Linked DNA regions of Mus musculus: region 2 is linked to region 1. A link is a loop called in an ENCODE intact Hi-C map of the cell type or tissue named here. Cell type or tissue: left cerebral cortex. All regions are shown on one strand.

Evidence for each region. Peaks named below come from ENCODE experiments on the same cell type or tissue, not always from the same donor. Only the 100,000 strongest peaks of a DNase experiment are listed, where the experiment ranks them.
Region 2: a loop joins it to region 1, with 2.2 times the contacts of the local background. A loop is called at or near these places in 2 of 42 quality-filtered maps.

The regions. Positions count from the first base shown.
Region 1 is chr10:20,152,382-20,160,381 of GRCm38, reverse strand. It overlaps a transcript of Map7 not described here. Among named protein-coding and RNA genes, the nearest start is that of Map7, 15 kb to the left of the region's middle. In left cerebral cortex, no CTCF peak of the experiment used is centred here; DNase peaks (open chromatin) are centred at 2,847 and 4,846; H3K27ac peaks cover 783 bases.
Region 2 is chr10:20,237,347-20,245,346 of GRCm38, reverse strand. Map7 (microtubule-associated protein 7) reads right to left here. Exons shown (of 18, transcript NM_001358787.1): 4 at 1-77. Among named protein-coding and RNA genes, the nearest start is that of Rpl32l, 33 kb to the right of the region's middle. In left cerebral cortex, no CTCF peak of the experiment used is centred here; DNase peaks (open chromatin) are centred at 62 and 4,365.

The sequences.
Region 1 (8,000 bases):
TGAGGCAGCGACACATTTTAATTTTGCCAAGTTTTTTTTTTCTAAATGAGATAAAACCTATATTACAACCAAGTCTAGTTTCACAAGTCATTTCTTAAAGACTTTTTCTTTCATAGATTTACTTATTTATTATATGTAAGTACACTGTAGCTGTCTTCAGACACCCCAGAAGAGGGGAGTCAGATTTTGTTACGGATGGTTGTGAGCCACCTTGTGATTGCTGGGAATTGAACTCAGGACCTTCAGAAGAGCAGTCAGTGCTCTTAACCATTGAGCCATCTCTCCAGCCCTCACAAATCATTTCTTAAAGGAGAAATTAGTGTCTTGCACCTGGACCCCATACAACCAGGGCTTTTGCGACTTAAGGAAGTTTTTTCTAAAACTGGTGACTTTCAGAAATGAAATCACTTTCTGAAGCACTCTGCTTCATTTTGTCTGAAGAAGCCGAACTGTCTCTTGCTTCTCCTGAAAGCCTAGTAGAAGATGAGCTACACCAGCCTCCCATGTTCCCCACAGAGGGATACCTTAGCTCAAATGGGTCTGAGAAGCCCATCCTCACCTTCCAAAGGGAATGGAAGTCTATCTTCATGGCTTAAACATATTAACTTTTGTAGCAATATTTTAAGAACTTAAAATAATAAAATCACTTTGTGTAAGATAAAAGAAAATGAAAATGAGCCAAGAGGTGCTGCTGTTAGTGCCTCAAAGACACAACATAATCCAAGCATCCTGCAGACCAGAACAGAGCCATCTTCTAACAGAACGCTAAGTCACATGTGGACAGGTGAAAAGCTGCCTTGGTGGCACCTTTTATACCAGGCCTTACCTGGTCCAGTGAGGTCACACAGCTACAATTAGCTCTGAGTCAGCACTGCATTCCGACGCCCTCTCTAGGGTGAGCTCACCAATTTAAGTAGAACCTTGCTTGAGAAAGGCAGCATGTCAGGGTATGCCCGTCTTTGCATGGTGACGCAGTATTAATCCTTTATAATAAACAGTTCATACTTCACTGTGTCATGGATGCTTCTCCATCTTAACTCATTTCTTCCCAGAGAGGCTGGTACTACTGTGCCTTCAGTTTTAAAAGGTAGAGATGGTTGCTTATGTGACTTGTCAAGATCCCACAGGCAGTAGTAAGTGGTAGAGGCTCCAGTGTCCTTGTACCAAAATTAGTATTACTCCTGAGCAGTTTTAGTTTTAGGAGCAAGGCCTTGCTTAGATCTGGCTTTGCAAATATGCAGCAACAGACACAAACTTGACACAGAAGCCCCTCCAGACATTTCAGCACATGAAGTATTGTGGTATCAGAGAGTAATTGAAGGTGATATCTGGAGTGTGAAGCATCCTGTGGAGAAAAGAGCAAGGAGCAAGCGCCTGGTGGGAGGGAGGGAGAGGGAGGGAGGGCACAGTGGCCTGAAGGCCATCAGCATCCAGTCCCACAGGAGGCTCAAACAGAGCAGATGGAGAGGAACGCATCCTGTCAGCTATTAATAGATGCTGAAGAACCAAGGTGGTTAGAGGCCACAGGGTCATCACAAACTCCTCGGGAAAACTTCTTGCCATCTACTTATTCCAAATTAACCTTTCCCGTTTTTGAGGAGAGAAGGAAGAAGACTGAACACTAAAGGAAAAAGAGAAAAAAGCTCCTTATATACCATTCTGTCTACTTCACATTTATATATAAAGTATACAAGTGTGCCACTGAGAGTGTTATACTGTCCACGAGAATGTACTCACACCTAATTTCATCTATATTCACTTCAAAAGGTTTTGGGGAGAAAAATGAAGCAAAGTCTACAAAATTCAGGGTAACAGCTGTTAAGACTGTCCATGTAGTCACTGGAAGCAAGGTCTACCTCACACCTCCAAATTAAACCTACCCAGACAGTCCGACAGAATAGTTCAAGGTGGGACGTGGGGTTGAAACCAGCTTTCAGCATGGTCTGCACACAGGAGGCGCCTGGGGAGTTTTAAACCCACTACCACCACCTGGCTGCCACCTGCTTGATCCTCTTGACAATTGCCTGGGCACCATGGGGTTCTAGGTCCCAAGTGATTTTAACTTTTTTGCCAAAACTAAGAACCCCTGATCTGAAGTTATGGTGTTCTAGCAGGTGACCTCAGCAATAGTGCCAACAACATGACCTTCTGCCCAAGGAGTAAGCCTTATTCAAGTTAGCTGTGGGCTAACTTAGAACCTTGTATAGAAACAATCAGCTGGAATGCAGAAAGCAGGCGCCCCGGGCCTGTCTGTCCAGTCTGCCACACAGAAGTCTCAGGTCAGGAGCTTCCGAGAACCACCCATCCAGATTAAAATCTTGAGAAGCAGTCAAGCTTCCTGCAATAGGAATTCATCTGATTTATAAGTAAATAATTAGCTGGGCTGTGGTGGCGCACGCCTTTAATCCCAGCACTTGGGAGGCAGAGGCAGGCAGATTTCTGAGTTCGAGGCCAACCTGGTCTACAGATTGAGTTCCAGGATAGCCAGGGCTACAAAGAAAAACCCTGTCTCGGGAAGAAAAAGAAAAAAAAAGATAAATAATTATGCATTTCAGCGCTATCCCGCATGGTTTGGAGAAAGGGGGTTCTTGCTAGAATTTTACCTTGAAATTTGAACTTACCCTAGAGTCTAGCTTCTTTCTATATTCGATGTGGTGTCAGTGACCCCATTTTACAACACAGTACAGGATGGGTCTGATACCAGAAAGCCAACTTTAAAAAGGAGGTTTGGCTGGCAATTGTTAGAAAGCCACAGAATTTTAAGGTACCTCATACGGTAATGTTCTAAACTTAGACCCAGGATTTTATTAACAATCTTGCAAAGTGCAGTTCACAGATGGCATCTACTTGCAAGTTCCCACTCTTTCCTTCGGGTTGCTGTGCCCACCTGTACTGTCTGGTTAGTTCTGCCAACCCTGGGCTTTTTCTCAGGCAACTGGCTTTTCATATTAAGCTCGCACAAAGTTTCATTTTGGCCTTTCCATACGCATATTATACTGTCTTCATTCATCTCCAGGGCTTGTCCCCCTACCCACCCCCACGTTGCTGGTTCCCCCTCCCTAAATGCCCCAGCTCAGCTGGCATGCTACTCCACAGGAATTCAATTACTCCCCACCCCCTCTAGATTTCTTTGCATTCACTCTTGATCTCCTCCCCAGACAGTTTCTTAAAATAGAATCTCCTGTAGCCAAGGCTGGCCTTGAACTTCTGACCCTCCTGCACCCATCTTCCAAGCACTAGGACTACAGGGGTACATTTTCATCACACACACTATGAAGTCTAAATTCAATATAGTACAGAAAATATACTCGTCTGAGTCCTGCTTTTTTTGGGGTGGGGGTGGGGGTGGCGGTTTCGAGACAGGGTTTCTCTGTATAGCTCTGGCTGTCTTGGAACTCACTGTGTAGACCAGATTGGCCTTGAACTCAGAGACCCGCCTGCCTGTGCCTCCCAAATGCTGGGATTAAAGGTGTTGGCCACCATGCTTCACTGGGCCACAGTGAAGTTTCTTTATCCTTTCGCCTACTGATGGACGTCTAGGCCAGTTCCGTTTCTTAGCTATTTTAAACAGTGCAGCAATCAATGTGGCTCTCATAACTAGCTCTGTGGGAGCATCCAAGAGGAGGACATGCTGAATGTAGCTGACTTTGACTTATTTTTTTAAACTTAGTTATTTTCATGTTGTCAAAAACATACATATCTGCAAATTAGCATTGAAAGTCATTATCATGGGGTGCAGCTCAGTTCAGAGCATTTGCCTAACATGCAAAAGGTCCTCCCTGTATCTGATCCCTAGTAGCTCTAGAGAAAAAAAGAAAAAGGGTTGGAGAGATGGCTCAGTGAATAAGATGTCTGTGAGTCAGTGTGGGACCCCAGTTGAATCTCCAGTATCCATCTAGAAAGCCGGTGTGAATGCAGTATGAATGGGTGCATCTATTATTCCAGAGCTGTGAGGTGGAGACAGAAGGACTGGGGGCGAGGCTTGCCTCCTTAATCAATGAGTTTCTGTCTCAGGAATAGGCATAGAGTGATGAAGCAGTCCAGCCACATTAACACGCACAGGTGTATAAACCTTACACACTCATATATATGCCCGAATTATACACGCTATACTCTCAAACATACACATAAACAAGAAATAATGAAAAAGTAAAACTTGAAGTAACACCTAATTAAAAAATCTAATTTTTCAACTAGTTCTGAATTTAAATACATATTAAAGAGAATAATCCTTAACAGGAAAAAGCAGTGAAATGTCATTTAATTTACATTGCAAACAACTAAACATTATAAGGAAAATTATAAATAGTAATTTATAATAGTAAGGCGGTAGGAGGCACATTGCTGGGGAGTAGAGCCTTAAACTGGAGAACAAGTCTCACTGCAACAAGCACGAAGACCTGGTCCCTGACAGAGATAAAGAGTTCAGCGACAGACTACAGGCACTGAGAGCATTTCACAAACTGGAGATTAACACAAAGCATTCATCTTGATAACAGAGTGAGTCCCAAGAAATGGGATCACAAGACAAGATATACAACCAGTATTCCCAGCTTGCTTTCTTTTCATTTTTCTAGATCCAGGGTCTCACTAGCTGGCCTGGTACTTACTATGTAGACTCATGGAGACCATGAGGGGAGCCCGCCCTGCAGGCCAGCATCACCACGCCAGGCTATTTACAATATTCTAATACAAAAGCTCCTTGTCAGGTCTAGGGATGAGAGTACAGATGCCCCGGAGAGGAGAGAGAAGGGCACTGGCACGGGTCCTCTGTGTGAAAGTGCGTCGGCTCACAATCTCAGAGCACAGGCTGCACAGGAAGGAAGAAAGGCCTTGGGGATAAGAGAAAAGGAGATGAAGCCAAGATGGGCGTCAGACAGACTCTAGAGCTGGGAATATAGCTGGTGATCAAGAACTTGTCTGATATGGACCTGGCCCTGAGCTCAGTTCCCAGAATCACAGAACAGCAAGCCACCAAACAGAACCCTGGGTTCTGGGCTCAACATGACCTCATTTCAGAGACTGCATTAGCATCAAGCAAAAAATATCTCACTTTGAAGCAATTACAGCTTACTTAAAAAACTTAGTGGAGTGACTAAAATGAAAACCATCAAATCAACAAAATATACAAGGGCCGAAAAGGATGCAGAACAATCTCACAGGACGCTCACAGAAAAAGGTGTACAGCCACCCTAGAAGTGGCAACGTCTTACACAATCACATTGGAGACAACAATGTAAGTATCTGCCATAAATGAAACCAGTGACGTAAAAACCAACATACGAATATTTGCAACAGTTGTTTCTCCTACCCAAACCTAGGAGTGACTGGACGTCCTTAAGTTGGGGACAGGGAAGCACTAGGTGCTAGGGCAGGGAACTACCAATGCACATCACGGTGTGCTCAGATCTCAAATACATTAGGCTGTGGGGGCGGGGGGCGGCACCCCTGCAAAGGTTACATGGTATGCTTCCACTTAAGACTCTGGGAAAAGTCAAAGCAAAGATGGAAAATAGATCAGTGGGTGGGAAATGAGCCAGAGGGAGCTCTGGAAGACAAGACTCTAAGCCCTATCGACAGTGATGGTTATACATCTATAGCTACGTTGACAGTCTACTGAAACAACACATTTAAAAAACAATTAAAAACTCCTTTACTAGCCGGGCATGCCTTAAATCCCAACACTCGGGAGGCAGAGGCAGGCAGATTTCTGAGTTCGAGGCCAGCCTGGTCTACAAAGTGAGTTCCAGGACAGCCAGGGCTATACAGAGAAACCCTGTCTCAGAAAAAACAAAACAAAACAAAACAAAAAACAAAAAAACCAAAAACAAAAAACCCACCTCTACTTATTCGAGAATTTCTAATGTATTGATTTTTTTTTTCTGGCAACTTTTATGGAACGGTCTACTGGGCTATCTCATCTTTCCAATGCTCAATCTATTAATCATTATTATAAAGGATGTGCCCCCAACTCTTGGACCAACTGAAATTCCTCTGCTAGGAGAAACCAGTGGAAACCTCAATCCAAAGTAATGGCTTTAAAATATCATTTCAGTTTTGGAATGTTTGACCTTTTTGTCCCTCTTGGGCATCTCTCACTTCTCTGACTTGGCTGTCTGTCCCTCCTCCATTTTGAATGGTTGTCTATCCTGTCTGCAGTTTTTCTTTCTGATCTTTCCTGGAGTGGCCTTCAGACCTGACCTCGTGTCTGTTCCTGCAGGTTCACCAGTTAACTATCTGGCATCACTACTGACACTTTTCCACCTTTTCTTTTACTCAGTTGTACTCACTAATATGTTCGGGTCAAGCTTAAACTAATGAACCAATTAAAAGTGGATCGCCTTGTGTCTTCTTTTTACCTGTGATCCTCTGACATCTCAGAGTCCCAAACCGGCCTCCTTTTTTTATACCCACTGACAGGCCAGTGCCTACCTAGCTCTATCCAGGGACCTCAGAGTTAAGTCTGGAGACCAAACTCTCTCTCCTTTCTTCCTCCATCTGGTCTACACAGCTGCTCTGAAAAGAAGCTCTCCTTCCAGGTTCCAGAGCAAACCGGCACCTCCCGAACTCAAGCACAGCTGTCCCAAATGGGCAGGGTAGGAGGAAAAGGACCTCCCTAGGAGAGGGTGTGTTTGTGCTAATTGTGCAACCCAGCTCTTTAATTCTGATTAACAAAGCTTTATCAAGACAAGCCTTCCTGCTCCAACAATACTGTTCTAGCCTCTTGGCTTGACCTTTGGCCTCAACATATCCATCATGCCTAACTGATTTCCCTGAACACTCACTTTGAGCCTTTCACATTTGTCCTGTCAAGAAACTTTAGCTCCTCTCCTGTATGCCTTTATTTCCCCTCCTCCTCCCTCTGACCACACATCACTCCCTGTTGTTTGGCGGTTAAGTGCTAGCTGCAGCAGGTGCTCCGGGATGACCACAGCCAGAGTGGTCCATCCTTCCTCCACTGAACCCTCACGACCCGTACACATTGGCCTGTGGATTTCCTTACTAAACTCAAAGATCATATTCATCAACCTTCCAAACTCCGTCATTTTAATAACCCATGGAAAGTACACATTCTTGGTTAAATTAGTCTAAGCCTCGATGTCTTTAGTTCTTGTACTAACAAGACTTGAGTATGTTTTTTAAAGCTCTTCGAATAATTTGTTTTCAGGTATCATGACACAAGTGTGTGAATTCTTTAGAGACCATGCCAGTGTAAATTTGCGTTTCACACACATACCTAAGCTATGACAACAGCTGACTTCTCTTCAACTTACCAGTGGTTCTCAGGAGAGAACCACTGACTTAGCGAGATGTGAAGTTTGCCCCCTGAAGCAGCAGCAATTCTAGCTTCTAGGATCTGAATTTCAATAGGGAGGGGCTTACGTCACAGCATAAGCACAACCTGAGTGTCTACTTTCTATGCTTATTTGGGGACAACAGAGGCCCTTCTGGCTTAAATAAAGATCACTTTTTACTCTGGAAAATTTCATACAAGATACATGACCACAGTAAGAAAGTCTAAGTCTGGGCTGGAGAGATGGCTCAGTGGTTAAGAGCAGTGACTGCTCTTCTAGAGGTCCCAAGTTCCAATTCCCAGCACCCACATGGTGGCTCACAACCATCTGTAATAGGATCTGATGGCCTCTTCTGGTATATCTGAAGACAGTGACAGTGTACTCATATACATAAAATAAATAAATGTTAAAAAAAAGGGGGAGGGGGGGAGTCTAAGTCTTTCCACCAAGAATCCTGATTTTTAAAAACAACAACAACAAACAAACTCCATTCTAGGTTGTAAGTAATATCTTCCAATAGAATGGCAACAGATCTCACCAAAACATATGGGCATTAATTTATTCCTTGCACATCAGACTTTGGGCATCACAGATTAATCAAAAGCAGCATGAAACTTTAGCTCTGTGGTCTTTTTAAAGGAGGTTGGCAAATGGGATTTGCTCTGTGTAGCTGATTTCCATAGCTTGGAATCATACTAGGTGACA
Region 2 (8,000 bases), 85 kb before region 1:
CTTCCTCGCCTCCAGATGTCTCTCATAGTGCTGCCGGGCTCGTTCTTCTCTCTCTAGCCAGACGGTTTCTCGTGCAGCTTTGGGGAAAAACAGGGAGATCCAACACATGGCAGCTTAGAACTTGAATGGCTGGTGCTGGTGAGTGAACCCAGCTCTGTGAGCACGTACAATCTGGCACAGCCTTTGCTTTTCTCACTATGCCAAGGAGGTTGCCCTGGATTCTGCTCTTTAGGAACGTGTATAGCTAGCTCTCTGGGGGCACAGCCTGCATGCCCTTAAGCTCCGGAATCAACAGTTCCATAATCTCTTTTTAAAAAGTGACATGGCCCAGCGTGTAAAAGCACTCGCCAACGCAAGCATGAGGACCCGAGTTCCTTCCCCAGCATCCAACTTGGGAGGCAGAGGCAGCAACAGGCAGAACCCTACACCAACTGGCCAGCTAGCTTAATTGGCAAGATCATAATGAGAGCCGTGTCTCAAAAGCACGGTAGATGGCTTCTAAGAAGTGACACCTCACACACACCTCTGGCTTCCACGTGCATCTGTGTATGTGCATGCACACCCGCAAGTACAACATGCACCTCCAAACATACCCACATACACATACAAATACACATAAAGAACCAAGAACAATTGCTCAATGATGGAAGACCTTTCTCTCCTTTATATGTTCCTTTCCCATCTCAGGAAGTAAACTTGTCCTCACAGCTACTTTAACATATGAGGTTTCCTCCGACCATGATAACTAAAAATCCATGTATTATTAACACTGTATGTGAGAATGTCCAAAATTTGGACCAAAAAAACTTTAGATTTTTGAGACAGAATCTTATGTAGCCCTTGAACTTGTTATGTATTTTAGGATAACTGTTGAATTCCTAGTCCTGCCTGTACCACCATTGTAGGTGTGTGCTACTACACTAGGGTCAATGTCATTTGCAATTCTGCAGCATTAGCTATTTCTCAAAGTTAGTATCTGAGGACATAAACCTTCTCAAAGAGCTGAACTGGCTTGCTGTTGGTGAAAGGACAAGGTCAGTTCAAGGTGAGGCTGCCTTGAGCCATCCAGGGCAGAGAGGAGGAGAGCTGGGGTGGCAGGCTTCCCCACAGCTCTGCTGCAGGGCCATACCTAGCCTCCACCACATCCACTTGGACTTCAGTCATCTGATCAAACTCGAGGAAGCTAGTTTCCAAAGCTCCTACCTACGGCCCCAGAGAGACTCCCAGGCTCATGTTAAAAACTGGAAAAAAAAAAAAAGGAAGAGCACCTACTATTGTGTTCTATAAAGCATGCTCTGAATGACTAAAGCCATAGTCAGAGGCCATCTTGAAACTTAACAGGAGCACAGAATTCTGACAGCTAGATAAACTCGTGTACATAAAGTTGGATTTTCTACATAGGTACCTTATTGGCAAGCTTTTAATGACACACAGAAACATACATTAGAGTGGTCTATTCCTCCCCCGCCCTTTTTTTTTTTTCTTCTTCTTCTTCAAGACAGGGCTTCTCTGTGTAAGTTTACCTATCCAGAACTTGTTTTGTAGACCAAGCTGGCATCAAACTCAGAAATCTGACTATCTTTGCTTCCCAGTTGCTGAGATTAAAGGTGTGCACCACTATATCTGGCCCTATAGTGGCAGCTCTTAGGGAGAGGCTCAGTGGGAATAGCATCTGGGAGGCCCTAGGCTTGATCCCAGCATTTCAATGCAGCAATGGAATGCAGTAAACATTTGTGACTAATTGTTTCTTTGGATGAAGACTCCTCTGCCTGCTAAGTTCCTGCTTGCTCTCCTCGCCCTGTTCGCAACAGAGCTACTCCAGTTAGCCCGCCCTCTTTGCTCTGCGTTCCCTCTCTACTCTTGCTCAGTCTCCAGCGAATCCACTTTTGAAGGCAGTGACCTCACGTCTGGCAAGCATATCACCATAACCTTTGGAAGTCTGCGGGTTATAAGGGCAAAAGCATCCAGTTAGAAAGAATCAAATCCATGGGCTCCAATCCTCATGTTCTGGTTTCTAACAACAAAAGGACACTTGTTTTTTATTTTTTGTGGTGTTGAGGACAAGTAATTTCCATTTCTAATAAACCTGCAGGTAGATCTAAGCTAAGTGGTCCACTGGTATGTGAAGAGACCTGCTACACTGGTCTCCTGCAGTTAACCTGACAGCTAACACTTTAGCATTTCCTAAGCTCTGTTTTCTATGTAGCAAAGGTTGTTCCCCGTCTCCCAGAGTAAGTTTCAACCACTTGAACACATCCAAACATCTTAATAATTAATTACTTCCTAGTTCACTGTGAAAAGCATCTTAAGAATTACTTCCTGGTTCACTGTGAACTACTGACTGGTCCACCCAATCTTGGGTAAGCTACCTGGAATGAGTTCTATCAGAGCAAGTTGTGGGGAAACATAGGGGCTTTTACGCAATTACAAGGACTAAACCATAATTATACTTCAAGTAGTACACAGTTCTTTGGACTTAGGAAAATTTGTCCACAACTTCCACCTTTGTCACCAACATCGTAACTAAAAAATTAAAGGCTGGACGTAGATGTACATTGTCATCTAAGTGATTAATTTTACAACAAATAATCCCTTGAAGACCTTTTCTTTGAGAACATTTGGGGGTCCTGGGGTGACCTGCAGCCTTGCACGCTCACAGTAGGTCAGCATGGCCCCCAGGAGCTACAGCCCTGCTTCTACTCCTGCCTCTAACAGGTCATGGAGATTCTATTGCACGCCCCCCCCCCCCAAAGTACAACAATTGTCTGTAAACGGTCACAGCGAGACTAGGCAAACAATGTTGGAAACCAAACACTACTTCCTGGTCATTGCAGCACCTGCTGGAGCCCTTGGATGAGCTGCTCAGCATGGTTCCTGCAGCCTTTTAAACTATTTTAAGAATTGAGAGTTTACTTATGAACGTTAGTAAAATAAAGTATTAACCTATAGTTTTGAGGCTGAACATTTTTTTCAGTAAGAATTCTGAACATAAAACAAACTGAAAAAAAAAAAAACCAGAAGTTGCTATAGACTGAATTGTGTCCCCTAATTCCAAACTCCCATGTTAAAGCTCTAATCCCCATGACTGTATTGGGAGGCAAGTCCTGTCGAAGGTAATTAAGACGGAAGTGGCTGGGCACAGTGGTGCATGCCTACAACCTCAGCATTGAGGCGAAGGTAGGGAAGTCCACTGTTCCAGGGCACTGGGCTACGCAGAAGACCTTGTTTTCAAGAAGCCAATCTATAAACATAAGAGAAATATCAAATGGGTCCCTAGGGAGGCCCATCTGATAGAATCTGTGGGTTTGTTTTTAAGAAGACACACGGCGTGTGCTCTCTTTCCCCCTCTGGCACTGTGTGTGTGTGATGTTATGTAACAGTGCACATATGGAGATCAAAAACCAACTTTGTGAAGCCGGTTCTTTCCTTCCATCTTTACTTGGCTACGTGGAATTAGGCACAGGTCTCCTGGCTTGCAGCAAGTGTGGTTATCTGCTGAGCCATTTTTTGTTTTCTCTGGATGCCGGTGCTCTGAGGAGAGCGCCCTAAGCAGGCATGAGACGCTGGTCTGAGGCTTCCCTGACTCCAAACTGTGAGAAAATGTAATTCTGACGCTGAAGCCACCCAGCCCATGGAATTCTGTGAGGGCAGTGCCCAGGAGGGCAGTGAGTGTCCAGAAAGCTGGTTCCATCTTTAAGTACTCAACAGTCATTTAATTTCATCAAGATGCACCTATGTAAGAGAAGAGCGTGTCCAGACAAACCACGAAACACTGGGAATGCTAACCTTCATCCGTTAAAGTTAATTCATGCCTAGGTCTTCGGTTCTTAAAAAGGAAATGGACGACACTCCCTAAGCTTCAGTAATAAGAACATGAGCAAGACTGACTTCAGTCTCATCTGTAACCGGGATGTTTTCATGGCACAGTAACGGTAGCAAGATTTTGGTGTTATACAACATGGAAATGTGCTATCAGGCTGGAGTCTATCTAGAAACCCACAGTGCCTGTTTGTTAAAGAGAATTTAGAATGAAAAATCGGTACTGGGGTAGACACACAAGGTGCGCAGGAACTTGAGCCTACCCATATCCTGCCACTGAATAGCTATGGACCAGAAGACAAGTAATGCTGTGTGAGGCTCTCTTCTTGAAATCACTACAGTACCGACTTCCGGTCAGGACTGTTGATGAGCTCATGTAACATTTACAACACTTGGTCCAGTGCCATGCTCTTCTGTGGGGGCGGCAATCGGAATAATGGGCTGTGTGTCAATCCTGGTAACTCCTGTTCTACTGCCACAGACAGCAGTCAGCCAACAGAAGATGCAGGTAGGATAGATATCTAAGAGTGAGCTTGCTCACAGGCTGGGGTGGACACCCCACCTACACCCGTCATGGTCCTTCTGAGCAAGCTTATGTATGTACAGGTGGAGAACGGGATTCCCTGCTGGAATAGAATGGAGAACACATGGATGCCATCAACTGCTTGAAGGAGATGTGGCTTAATTTAGCTCATGATTCTAAGAAGTGGGAAGCGAGAGGGAAGACGTAAGATACTCTAGGGATGGAGAGTGAAGTTACTTTACAGGACTTAGAGCACTCATGTAGAAAATACTTCTCTCATTTAATGTGGTTGGAGTGAGAATTTGAGTATGAGCCCCTACATTCAGATCCTAAGCAACACAAACACACACACACACACACACACACACACACACACACACACACACACAGGGCAGGGAGGGAGGGAGGGAGGGAGGGAGGAAGGGAGGGAGAAACCTAGGCAACAACTGTAAATGTTGCAGTAGTTAAGGACTTTTGAAGTGAAAATAAAACTGCTAAGAGTACAGAAAGCACACGGACCTTCCAGAGTGTTTACTACTATGAAATGAACAGCATTTCTTTGCATCAAACCAAGCCCCCACACTTCCAGACCACATACACTACCCCCTTCGTATAAAAGAAAAAAAAAGGAGATGGGAGGTTTTCAAAATCTACAGGAATCTGGGCATGCCAATGCTGTCTGTAATCCCAGTCCCCGGGAGGCTGAACAAGTGTATCAGGAGTTCGAGACCAGTCTGCTCTACATACTGAGCTCTCATTTTATCCCCTACCATCTTCCCCACCCTTTCTCCCAAACGGCAGCAATAAAATCAGTATCGATCCTATCGTAAGACTGAGGTTGCTTGTTTTGATTACCAGACGTAATCAGACGTCCGCTGTTTGAAAGGCTCAGAGTAGAGCTCAGTCTCCACGGACACGTTTGCCCAGCACTGAGGCCCTGGAGCTGAGCTCCACCATAGAAAGGAAGAAGCAACCAGAGCCATGAGAATAATGAATAGACCCCATGACATGTTTTGAAATGAAAATAAAAAAAGTAGCAAGCAGAACTATTACCATTATACAAAGCAGGCTTGGAGCTGAACTGAGGAACAAGATCCAGAGAGGTCTGATGTTCCCAAGAACGTACATACGGAGCAGAGCTAGAGCAGGGACAGGGCTGGTGTTCCCAGGATCATACGGAGCAAGAGAACTAGAGCAGGCTTTTAACTTGGCTGACTGCAGCACTGGGCTTTGCCCGCATTCTCCCACCCTGAAGCAGAGCCTGCTCAGGGTCGTCTTTCCTCACATCAGACTACTGGGAGCAGTGAGTAAGGTCTGGAAGCACAGGCCCCTCCTCTGTGGGCCCTTCAGATGCTTGACACTGCTTGGCACTGTCACTCCTGAGCACTGAGCTGTGCCTTCCCTAACCCTCTGCTGTCAGCTTTCTCTCTCCTGCTCCATTGGCATCTGAGTCTGTCTAGTCCTTTACATCTTCACACCTACTCTATTTGTTTATCCCAAGCAGCTTTATCAACACACACCTAGACCACCCCAGTCCCTTTACTGCTGCTGCCTCTGTCCACAACACCGCCTTCTGCCTGCTGGTCAAGCTGCTTCTGTCAAAGCTTTTCCTGAGAAGCAGGCGAGTTCCCCAGCTCCATTCAGAGGGCTACCACTGCTGGGGCCCGAGGGTTACTCTGCTCTGGCCTGTGTTTACTAGATTTGTTAAAATAAGCCATGGGGTCCATTCATAGCATGGGAGTGGGTGGAAAATGAAGGGAGGAAGGGAATTATGAGAGAAGGAGGGAGAGAAAAATGGAGGGAGAGAAGGGCGGGATGGCAGGAGGGAGGGGAGGATGGAAGGAAGGAAGGAGGAGGGAGAAGAGGAAGAGATGGAGGGAATGAGAGCTAAGGAGTAAATGATTGTCAATCAAGACTTTCATTTCATTGTCTTGATGAATGTAATTTGAGGCTTTCCCACGTTACATTTTATTTTATTCTTTGAGATGAAATCATACTCTGCAGCTTAAGCAGGCCTGGAAGTCACTATGTAGCCCAAGCTGGTTTTGAACTCTGGGTAAACCTTCTACTCTCAGTGTCCCAAGAGCTGGGATAACACTGTCTTCCCTTTAACTGTAATTAGAGTATGTAGAACTGTTTGACCTGCCCTCGCAGGACACCCACACTGTCTCTGGTCTGAGAGGCCTTCCCACTTTGCCTGTTTCCCTGTGCTTGAAGGCCAATGGAACTGAGGTGCTGGGACAGAAACTCACACATACAGAAACCCCGTAGCACCCCCTTAGGTGTGGGGAGGAGGTCTTGAAATAAGAAAGCAAGAACTTAGAAGAGATAAAGTTCCCATAATTCTAATCAGATATAGCTGCTGCTCAATCAATGGAGTCCAGCTTGACCAGTGGAGTCTTGTCACAGCTGCCTCACTGAGACCTCCCTAGGAGCACGCCCCAGAATCATCAGGCCTGGAGTTCCAGGCACTCAGTCACCTGACAGGCCGTGCTCCTGGATTGCTACCTTCACCTGGAAAGAGGCCCAGCTCATACTTCATGCTGACCCGAGTCATGTACAGGCCTGAGAGACAGGGAGCAAGGTAACTTGCTCTCCAACTCAGGACATGTGAGTGCTGGAGCTGGAGTTTAGACTCGGGATTGTCCGACTCTGGAAGCACAAAGAGCCATTCTGTTAAGATGTCTGAGCTGGAACTCCTCCTGGTGACTGATGTTCCTCCTCCACGTGGGGAGAGATAGGGAAGGTCCCCATTACTCAGTGTCACCCTTAGACTTTATCATGCCCACAGGATTCTTACTGTTCAGGGTTAGGATCTTTATTTTCTCACTTAAGGGCAAAGTAAACTTAGCAGTAAAAAGATAAAGAGTTTGCCACAGTATCCATCTGATCTTCATTCAGACCCTGCTTACCGAAACCATCCATAAATAAGCATTCAGGTCTTCCAAATGGCTGACTCACGACACAACTGCCCAGGCCCGTGTTCACAGGAGGCAACTGCATCCAGAGCTGCCTCTTCCTGACCCGAGGGTCTAGGAACTTCAGTAGAGCGATGCACCAAGTGCCTGAGTTGGGAGTGCAGGGCTACGACTGGCCACAGAGGTGCTAAGCTTGCACACTTGCAGTCTGGCTGAGAAACTAACTACTCAGAGGATTGCTTTCTGGACTCTGGCACATTTCTCTCCTCCTTTCCCTTTCTGCCCTCTGTCTCTCCTTTTTAGGTGACTAAAGTTTCCAAACCTTTGCTCAAAAGAAAGCTGTTCAACAAATGATGTTAAGTGAAATGAAAAGGGACCTCACACACAGCATTAGCTTGGGCCACACCATTACTGGTTGTCTGTTAATGAATACTAATTTGAGATGAACATCCTATACCAGGTTGAAATGAGGATTTTGCTCTCGATTATATGGTAACACATTAGACTTAGGATGGAGAAAAAGGCAAAGTAAAGCTATGGCTGGAAGGGCAGAGTCTTATATAATTACCTCAGCTAAGTGAAATTTGTTCCAAGGCCAAAGTCATTTTTATATTATTGTGTTACTTTGAAAACACATTCTGATAAATCTCTAGAACAGTTTTAAACTTAGCTATGAAAGCCAACATAAGCTAAATATTTAGAAGGTCAACAAGATCTGTATCAATATTTTATACACACAC